2 separate regions of the Homo sapiens genome follow, and region 2 is linked to region 1. Evidence: chromatin contacts called from ENCODE Hi-C data. All regions are on one chromosome and are shown on one strand. The core of a region is the stretch at or near the end of the contact, and the rest is flanking DNA. Distances in the headings are between cores, read along the strand shown. Region 1 has its middle 450 kb from the start of IGFBP3. Region 2 overlaps LOC124901626 (a long non-coding RNA gene).

What was found. Hi-C counts contacts between places; a loop is a spot of excess contacts on that map. Pooled maps may share reads with other maps.
Region 2: a map of IMR-90 shows a loop between it and region 1 (2.9-fold over the local background). The contact joins two enhancer-like sites. A Hi-C loop is called at or near these places in 3 of 168 maps with a recorded cell type or tissue (Calu3, IMR-90 and mammary epithelial cell) and 3 of 50 pooled maps.

Annotation. Positions count from the first base shown.
Region 1 is chr7:46,367,566-46,372,535 of GRCh38, reverse strand. No RefSeq gene overlaps it. Among named protein-coding and RNA genes, the nearest start is that of IGFBP3, 450 kb to the right of the region's middle. Within about 2 kb of position 2,440, at least 2 of the 41 ENCODE cell types and tissues checked have a DNase peak (open chromatin) inside an H3K27ac peak, as active enhancers do.
Region 2 is chr7:46,930,949-46,935,918 of GRCh38, reverse strand. The region is part of intron 1 of LOC124901626 (a long non-coding RNA gene); the gene reads left to right. Among named protein-coding and RNA genes, the nearest start is that of SNORD151, 530 kb to the left of the region's middle. Within about 2 kb of position 3,003, at least 10 of the 41 ENCODE cell types and tissues checked have a DNase peak (open chromatin) inside an H3K27ac peak, as active enhancers do.

The sequences.
Region 1 (4,970 bases), core at 1,191-3,690:
TAAATCAGGGGTGTGTAATCTTTTGGCTTCCCTGGGCCATAATGGAAGAAAAAGAAAGGTTTGGGGCCACACATAAAATACACTAACGCTAACAATAACTAATGAAGTAAAAATAAATAAATAAATAAATCTCATAATGTTTTAGGAAAGTTTACAAATTTGTGTTGGGCCTCATTCAATGCTGTCCTGCACTGCGTGTGGCCCATGGGCCATGGGTTGGACAAGCTTGACTTAAATATAAGACCCAAAATTATAAAACTACTACAAGAAAACACTGGAGAAGCTCTCGAAGACATTGGTCTGAGAGAAGTTTTTTTGAGTAATACCCTACCAGCACAGGCAACCAAAGCAAAAATGGACAAATGGGATCATATCAAGTTTATAAACTTCTGCACAGCAAAAGGAACAATCAACAAAGGGAAGAGACAACCCACAGAATGGGAGAAAATATTTGCAAACTATCCACCTGACAAGGGATTAATAACCAGAATAAATAAGGAGCACAAACAACTCAATAAGAAAAAATCTAATAATTTGATTTTAAAATAAGCAAAAGCTCTGAATAGACATGTCTCAAAAGAAGACAAACAAATAGCAAACAGGCATATGAAAAAGTGTTCAGCATCATTGATTATCAGATAAATGCAAATCAAAGCTACAATGAGGTCTCATCTCACCCCAGTTAAAATGGCCTTTACCCAAAATGCAGGCAGTAACAAATGCTGGCAAGGATGTGAAGAAAAGAGAACACTCGTATACTGTTAGCGGGAGTGTAAATTAGTACAACCACTATGGAGAACAATTTAGGGGTTCCTCAAAACATTAAAAATAGAGCTACCATATAATCCAGCAATCTCACTGCTGGGTATATACTCAAAAGAAAAGAAATCAGTATTATTGAAGAGATATTTGCACTCCCATGTTTATTGCAGCACTATTTAGCCAAAATTTGGAAGCAACCAAGTGTCCATCAACAGGTGAATGGATAAGGAAAACGTGGTACATATACACAATGGAGTACTATTCAGACATAAAAAAAGAATGAGACCCTATCATTTGCAACGACATGGATGGAACTGGAGGTCATTATGTTACGTGAAATAAGCCAGTCACAGGAATACAAACTTAGCTTGCACTTACTTATTTCTAGGAGCCAAATAAATTAAAACAATTGAACTCATGGAGAAGGAGAGTAGAAGAATGGTTACCAGAGGCTGGGAAAGATAGTGGGTGGGTAGGGGGAAAGCAGAGATTGTTAATGGGTACAAAAATATAGTTATATAGAATGAATAAGATCTAGTATTTGATAGCACAACAGGGTAACTACAGTTAACAACAATTTATTGTACATTTTAAAAAACTAACAGAGTATAAGTGGATTGTTTGTAACATGAAGAAGGGATAAATCCTTGAGGTGATGTCTACCCCATTAAACCTGATGTAATTATTACTGATTGTATGCTTGTATCAAATATCTCATGTACCCCATAAATATATACACCTACCATGTACCCATAAAAGATAAATTTAAAAATATATAAATAAATAAATGAATAAAATAAAACTGAAAGAGTCCCAGAAGATCAGAAATGTAATTCCCCTCTTCACACACACACAAAAGGACATTATCAAGAAAATGAAAATAATCTATAGGCTAAGAAAGAATATTTGCAATTCACGTATGTGATAATGAGCCTGTATCCAGAATAAATAAAGAATTCTTACAACTCAACAAGAAGATAAACAGCCCAACTGAAAAAACGGACAGAGGATTTAAATAGACATTTATTTTATTTATCCAAACAAAATAAACAAATGGCCAATAAGCATATGAAAAGATACTCAATATCATAGTCATTAGGGAAATGCAAATCAAAACATAATGAGATATCACTTTACACCCACTAGGATAGCTATAATCAAAAAGACAAATATGAGTGTTGGCGAGGATGGAGAGAAATTGGAACACTCATATAGTGCTAGTGGGAATGTAATACAATGCAGCCAATTTGGAAAACAATTTGGCAGTTTCTCAAAAAGTTAAACATCGAGTTTCCGTATGACTCAGCAATTCCACTCCTAGAATTCCACTCAAGAGAATTAAAAACATATGTTCACAAAATAACTTGGACATGAATACTTATAACAGCATTATTCATAATCCTCAAAAAGTGAAAACAACCCAAATGTCCATTAACTGATAAATGGATAAACAAAGTATACTGTATTCATACAATAGAATATTATTAAACCATCAAAAGAAATAAAGTGCTGATGCATGCTACATTTCCACAAAAGTGCATACACTGCCTTTTGATTCACAGGCTCAGGCTTTGTCTAGAGATCTGCAGAATAAAACACCTCAAGAGGGCTCTCTATTTAGGGGATCCAGGTCCACAGACAGGTGAGGCCGTTTTTGGTCTGCTTCCCAGTCTTCAAAGGATTGATGCTCTGAAAAGTCTGACTCATGAGTATGATATTTCAGTTTTAATAGTGAGCCTTAACCGTCAATTCATTTTGCTTGCTGGATATTTCTTTAGGTAAGTTTACCAGACTAAGGCACTTTATTCCCCAGGCAAAAAGCTCTTTCTGGAGGAAGTGCTTAAAATCAACAGAATTACTTAAGAGAAGGCCACTAGTGAATACAACATGATTAAAGTAAGTTTTAGAGCAACACTCCACTACGGATTTTATTCCACAGAGTTATCTTCACTAGGAGAAATTTGATGTGCCAAACCATGTGCAGCTTTTCAAATTTTAGTACTCTAAAATTAATCATGAATTACAAGCGGGTTTAGAGAAATGGCAAATCCATTAGCATCAGGCAGAATTTAGTTTGAATGTAGTCTCTACTGTTCTGAAGCTCTATAATTTTAATTGAGCCAAGTAAACTCTGTAAGCCTAGCTCATTTTCTAAATGAGCTATTCCTGACTACTTCATTGTGTTATCATTTTATAGTGAGGAATAAATGAATTTTATACCAATAAAGTTTTTAGTATTTACTATGCCTGGTGCATAGTAAATGCTCAATAAGTGATCATAGTATTTACTATGCCTGGTGCATAGTAAATGCTCAATAAGTGATCATTTATTATTATTATCCTTTAGTTCTTCAATAGTTGGCTATAACCAACATTTATGGACCCAAGTTTTCATTCAAAATTCATTTACAGTATGAGGAACTGTGCTGAGAGTTCTAAGATGGGTTTGGGTAACAAGACAAACAGCTTCAAATATACAAACCTTCTGATAGAGCGAGGAAAAAAAATTAGTCTTCACAGTTCAATGGTAAATATAATACCACATTTCAGTAGTTCTGAAACATTAGTGTGCGTGAGAATCACCTGCAGAATGTCTTGACACAGTTTGTTTCTGATTCAGGAGGTCTGGGTTGAGGTAGGAGAATTGTGCTTCTAACAATTCCCAGATGCACATGTGGCTGGTTGGAAAGCCACATTAGGAGAACCACAATTATAAAGGAGGGACAGGAATTGCCAAGAATGACTTGGCAATATTTTTGGTATTGGAAGAAGTGTGCATGGAACTCCACAGAGATAGTGCTAAATCAGAAGATCTGGAAGAAAATCACTGTGGTATAGAAATAATTGGAGCAGAGCAGAGATAAGAGATAGGAACAGGCACAAAGGGGCCAAGGGTTTGGGCTCTCTCACACATTGTTGGACATTTAAGCTTAACGGGGAGACTTTTAAGATAGTTAAGCAGCTGCATGATGGGATACATTTGCCTGGTAGAAACGTGGCTGTAGGGCATCCCTTCACTACCACACTAGGCAGTTTGCTGTTTCTCAAAACCTCGTTCCACCTGCTTTCCTGAGCTCATGCTGTTTCTTCAGACTGAAATATGCTTCCCTCATATCTCCACATGCTCATACCCAAAAGGTATTCCTTGGATTACAGCTGATTGTCTTCTTATTTTCCAGCAATATGATGTCATATTACTTTCCTTAAAATAACAGTGTCTTTATTATGGCTTTCAGGGAGGAGAAGTCTTACATGTCCATTAACCAGGCTGTAGTGCAGCCAGCTGTCACTGAATCCTGATAACTGAAGTCTGCAGTTTTTGCCATTTTTTCTTTCTATTAATATGCTTGTCTTCTTTGAGTTTGAAATGTAAATATGAATATAAAAACAAACATGTAGTTTGTAGACACCAATCCACTATGATTCAAATGTATTTTATTATAAAGATCACAAAAATCTTTTCTTTTAAATTTATATATGGTGTGTAGATAGCCAAATAAAGAATAGTTTCCTCATCTTTATTTCATATATTATTCAAAATTCCTTTCCTATATAAAGGAAAGGGATATAATAATAAACATGCAAGTGCTTATGTGTGCAAACGAATTCATGGAATTCATGCAAGAAACCAAAGAAAAAGATCTATGGGTGAGACGGTAAAGAAGAGGTGAAAGAAACACAGACTGAAATAGAGTAGGAGGGAAGAGGAGGAGGGAGTGGCACCTCTCTGCATATACCACTTTTTTGTAACATTGACTTTTAAAATCATAGTAATGTTTCACATACTCCCACAAAACAATTAAAATTAACAAGGATGTGGGGTGAACCCCAACTGAAATATAAACACTAATAAATGAACCAAACTAGATTACAAGTAAATAGCAAAATCACATTGAAAGAGGTAAGGGGTCGGGGGAAAGAACTGACCTAAGTAACTGTGGAAAAAAAGTATTTTGAGTAGATATTCTAAGATAAAGGGGCAAAAATTAACTGTAGGCAAACATTGTACTCCAGTTAGTATAATTTTTTCTCATGTGGCAATGCATTAGCAAGTCTGAAACCACTTTCCATGTATACAAGAGTTGAATAAATAAGTATACATATCATAGATAATGAGAGACAGGATTCTCATTGTAAGAGGAGAAGTGACAAATCAGGAAAGAGGAGGCTGGAATGAAGCTTGTGGTGTTGCACTGGAGTCAGAGATG
Region 2 (4,970 bases), core at 1,754-4,253, 560 kb before region 1:
TCTTCCATACCCTGCAAGACACACCCACTTACCTTATTTTAAGAGTATCACTCTTTTGTCATTTGATCAATTTTATGTGGGCCACACCAGACATAAGTAAGCACTGTTGGAAGATACCAGGAAATATAAGTGTGAATACAGTCGTGCATTGCTTAACAATGGGGATACATTCTAAGAAATTAAAATTGCACTATTAGGCAATTTTGTCTTGTGTGAACATCATAGACTGTACTTACCCAAACCCAGATGGTAGAGCTTACTACACAGCTAGGCTATATGTATAGCCTGTTTCTCCTAGGCTGCAAACCTGTGCAGCATGTCACTGAACTTGATACCGTAGACGAGTATACACAATGGTTCCATACTTTTGTATCTAAAGATATCTAAACATCAAAAAAGTAAAGTAAAAATAGAGGATAAAATATTTTTTAAAAGGGTGCATATATATGGAGAACTTACCATGAATGGAGTTTGTAGAACTGGAAGTTGCCCTGGGTAAGTCAGTGAGTGAGTGGTGAGTGAATATGAAAGCCCAGTGAGTCAATTACTCAACACTATGATAGATTTTATGAACACTGTGCATTTAGGCTACACTGAATTTACAAAAGAGTATTTTTTCTTTCTTCAGTAACAAAGTAATTTTAGCCTACTGCAACATTTTACTTTATAAACTTTTAAATTATTTAAACTTTTTGGCTCTTTTGCAATAACACGTAGCTTAAAATAAAAACACATTATATACCTGCTACAAAAACATATTCTTTCTTTATGTCCTTATTCTATAGGCATGTATCTATTTTTATTTTTCTTACTTTTTAAACATTTTTGTCCAAAACTAAGACAGAAGCACATAAATTAGCTTAGGGTTACACAGGGTCAGGATCATCAATATCAGTCTTCCATCTCCACAGCTTGTCCCACTGGGAGGTCTTCAGGAGTAATAACGTGCATGGAGCTGCCATCTCCTATGATGACAATGTCTAAGACCTGCCTGAGGTTGTTTTACAGTTAACTTTTTTTATGAGTATAAAAATACAATAAAAATATCAACAAGAATATAGTATGCTAAATGCATAAAGTGGTAACATAGTCACTTATTATCTTACCAAGTAATATATTCTGTACATAATTGTATGCACTATACTTTTAAACAACTGGCAGCATAGTAGTTTTGTTTACACCAGCATCACCACAAACACCCGGGTAATGCATTGCACTATGATATCACTAGGCAGTAGGAATTTTTCAGCTTCATTATAATCTTATGAGACAGCTGTTGAATACACAGCCTGTTGTTGATGGAAACACCATTGTGTGGTGCATGACTCTATGCTTTAGATTTGGCCCTCATGGAATAGACCACTGCAAGGTCAATGCTAGAGAGAACTCCTTTGCAGGAGAGAGAAATATGGTGGAGTAGAGGAACAGGGGAGTTCTGTGGATGACCTCTTTCATCTGGGCTTTGGAAGATGGGAAAAGCTTGGTCATACAGAGATTTGGACTAAACGTTTCATGAAGAGGAAGCAGATTACGAAATAATTACACAGAGGTCAGTAGTTCAACTGTTTCACCTAGAAACTAAGGTGGAAATTATACAGAAGTTAGTCTTTTCTATACTGGGCCCAAGAAAGTGAGCAAGGGCAATATGTTTTTGTTTGTTTTTTAGCATCTTTACAAGTTTTTTCCATCTGGTTTGTCTCAATTATCTTTACAAAATTCCTTGATCTGTAGATATAATTGTTATAATATTGTAATAATATTATCCTTCTATTATATTATAATTTATCTGTAGTTACATTATTTGATTTATCCCTATTGTATTCCATGCTTGTTTGGTTCCAATACTCAATAATAGCTTATAACTGAAATGTCAATTTAATCCTACAAACATTTAAAGAGTATCCAATACCTAGGTAATTATCCTGTTTTACAGGTGAGTCGATCTAAGCTATACTTATATGATTAAAAATAATTAGTTTGAGTTGTCTTTTGCTCTAATTGCTCCTTACTTCACTCGAAGTTCTTATTGCTCAGCTGCAGAGTATTGTGTAAGCACAGCAGGGAACTTTTATTTTGACTCTGTGTTAATGTAAAAATTATGCTTAATAATACAAGGAAGAATGATTCCAGGGTGTTTAGCCATGTGTTGCAATGGTCATTATTTCCTTCCAGTATACTTATCTCTGAACCGATCATTTTATTGGCTCTTTGGTTATAAATGTTTTCAGGAAGTGCTTTCTGAAACAATAAATACCTCTCTGTCCCATTATCCAAAAATTCCCTGCATTTCATGCCTACATTCAATTTTGGCTACACACGGAAAAAAATAAATAAATAAATAAAAGTAGCTTTTGTTAATCAGGCCTACAAACTAAAACCTAAAATTTTGGAATTAAAAACTAATAATTTGATAATTTTTTAAAAGGAATGTTGGAGAATGTTTAGTTCCAACTCTCACTTTAGTGGAGTCTGTAAGAAACAAATAATTATTATTTCTAGAAAGAATAACAATGTCTTTATCTGTATAGCCTACAATGTGCTTCAACGCTTTAACTTGTGTGTTCATCCTGAAGTGGGTGCTCTTGTCCTCATTTTAGAAAGGAGGAAATGAGTCTTGGAGAGGGTAGGGGACTTGTACCAAGTATAGGAGCAAGGAAAAAAGTGAAGTGACTCAATCACAGTGAGCCCTCTTCACAAATCCAGTGTTGTTCCCACTGCCCATCAACTGAGAAGCTGCTTTTCCTCTTAAAAACAAAATAAACGTAGAAACAAAGAAACAAAAATCCTCTCTTCTACTCTGGATTCAGATGACAGTCGTATTTTGCTCAAGAATATTGAGCAATCATAAATGAGTTTTCTCCCCTCCACACTGGAGATAAACCACAACTTATTATAACAAAACTGGTCACTGCTCTTGCCAAAGTATTTCATCAGCTTCTGGCATGCGTTATATCTTGATACACTTATCCAGCATGATGGCTGGCGTGATCCTCTGCCTATTTAGTATGTAGGCTAGTTCAGCAGAGGATTTAATGACAGGAGATTTTTCTTTGGCTCCAGGGATCGGCATGCACAGACAGGACCCTGTGTGAATTCCCCAGCATGTGATGATAAGATACTTCCAGTCTGCCAGCATCAAGCAGCTTCATTAATTAAAAACACATTGCGTGTTATCACTAAAGATTGATTTTTCTAGGAAGAATTACCCTTTGGCATTTATGATGAGCATGAAGAAGAACAGATAATACAATTACTGACAGGACTTTCCTCATTTTAGGACAGCAAATATTTAAGATTAGGATTAAGATTTCAGGAGAGACAGCCTTTGTGATTATTCTGCAAAGGAAATATTTGGGACTGCTGTTTTCGTTTTGTTTAGGCTGACCCTGGGAAGTAAACATTTGCTCAGCCATACTGAGTATCTGTGATTTAATGGGATATGGGCCCTAAACATATTTTAGTACTTCACCCCTTTATGCTTAAAACAAAACAGTGCAAAATAAACAATAAATGGACTAATAAAAAGTTTATATAGCTGCCAAGTGCTGAAAAAAGTCTGGTGAAGTCAAGTTATCTGTTTGAAGGAGATTACTGATATTTTCAGCAAGAAGGGCAGTGTTGTGAGAGTGTCTGGCCCTCATGGCACCAATGTAGAATGATGATGCAGGAGAATCTGGGTTCCAAAGCCACACAAGGAACCATTTATATTTTTGTCCAGCACGATGTAGATATTCCCAATATCCCATCAAGTGGTTGCGTAGTCCCTGTTTAAATTCCTTTGCAGACCTCATTATTTTACAAAATCTGTGATTAAACTAGAAGAGCTCAAATTGATAGGAAATCCTCCTAGAGTGGAAGTGATACTTTTTTACTTCCTGCTGTGACACATCAAAACTTTTCTATTTGAAACTTCTACATGTTGGACCTAAGTTTTCTCCTTTCTTACACTAAATGTCCTCCATGAAGTCTGCTACTTGCCACTTAAATTATCCAGGATCTCCTGGGTCTTGGACCCCTGCAACATCCAGGATCACCTCTAAACACATGGCAGTTTGCAGTGACTCAAAGTCAAGCACAGTAATCCAATGGCAAGTGCAACAAAACATCGTATCCTTAGGTTTCCACTATTCATTTACATTAAAGCTGCCTATGTTGAGTTTAGATGTTTAGGCAGAGCTTTCACGGGTATGTCATTTTTGAGTTGATGATGTAGCCTATGATGGCTTTTCTTCCATGAACTGCTGTTTAAATAAGTTCCCTTCTGCTTGGGTCTAGTTGAAGTGAGAGAATCAAAGGTAGATGTTTTTACCCCATGAAACACTGCCTCACTAGTTTCAGCCTTTTCTTTCAGCCACTTAACATCTCTAAAAATCTAACTTTACAATCCTTTGCTTTATTGACACAGCCTTGCTCTATGGCCTCTGTTTACCTATCTTTTACGTCCTATTGAAGATATTAGTGGGCGAATGTTCCTAGTAGATAGAGCTACCCCTTAGTCTATTCTGACTGGCTGTCCACAGAAATGTAGAAAAGTGCTCATAGGAGGGTCTACTTACAAAGTTATGACATTGACATAAATCATTTGCATTAGGTACATCAAACACTGGGATCCTTAACATTTTTTCCTCTCCTGTCCATTTTGATTTAATATAAACATAAGCTGGATGTATCATGATATCAAACACTTGTAGGTTACTTAAAGATTGCCCCAAACATGGAAACTCAGGAAAAATGTCAACGTAATTTGAATTGTTCACATCATATTTATGTTTTAAAAAGTTTACTGAATATTGCTCTATCAAACGACTTGTTTTGGTACCATCTAAAACCAACTAAGGCTCAGGTTGAGGAACAGGGTAGAATGGTTGCTGTTTATGGATATGTAGGAGGATTTGACATGAAAGTTCACTGGTTGTAGATTTGTGTTGGCTCACTTTTATTTACTTAGTGAAATCTACATGCCTTAGATG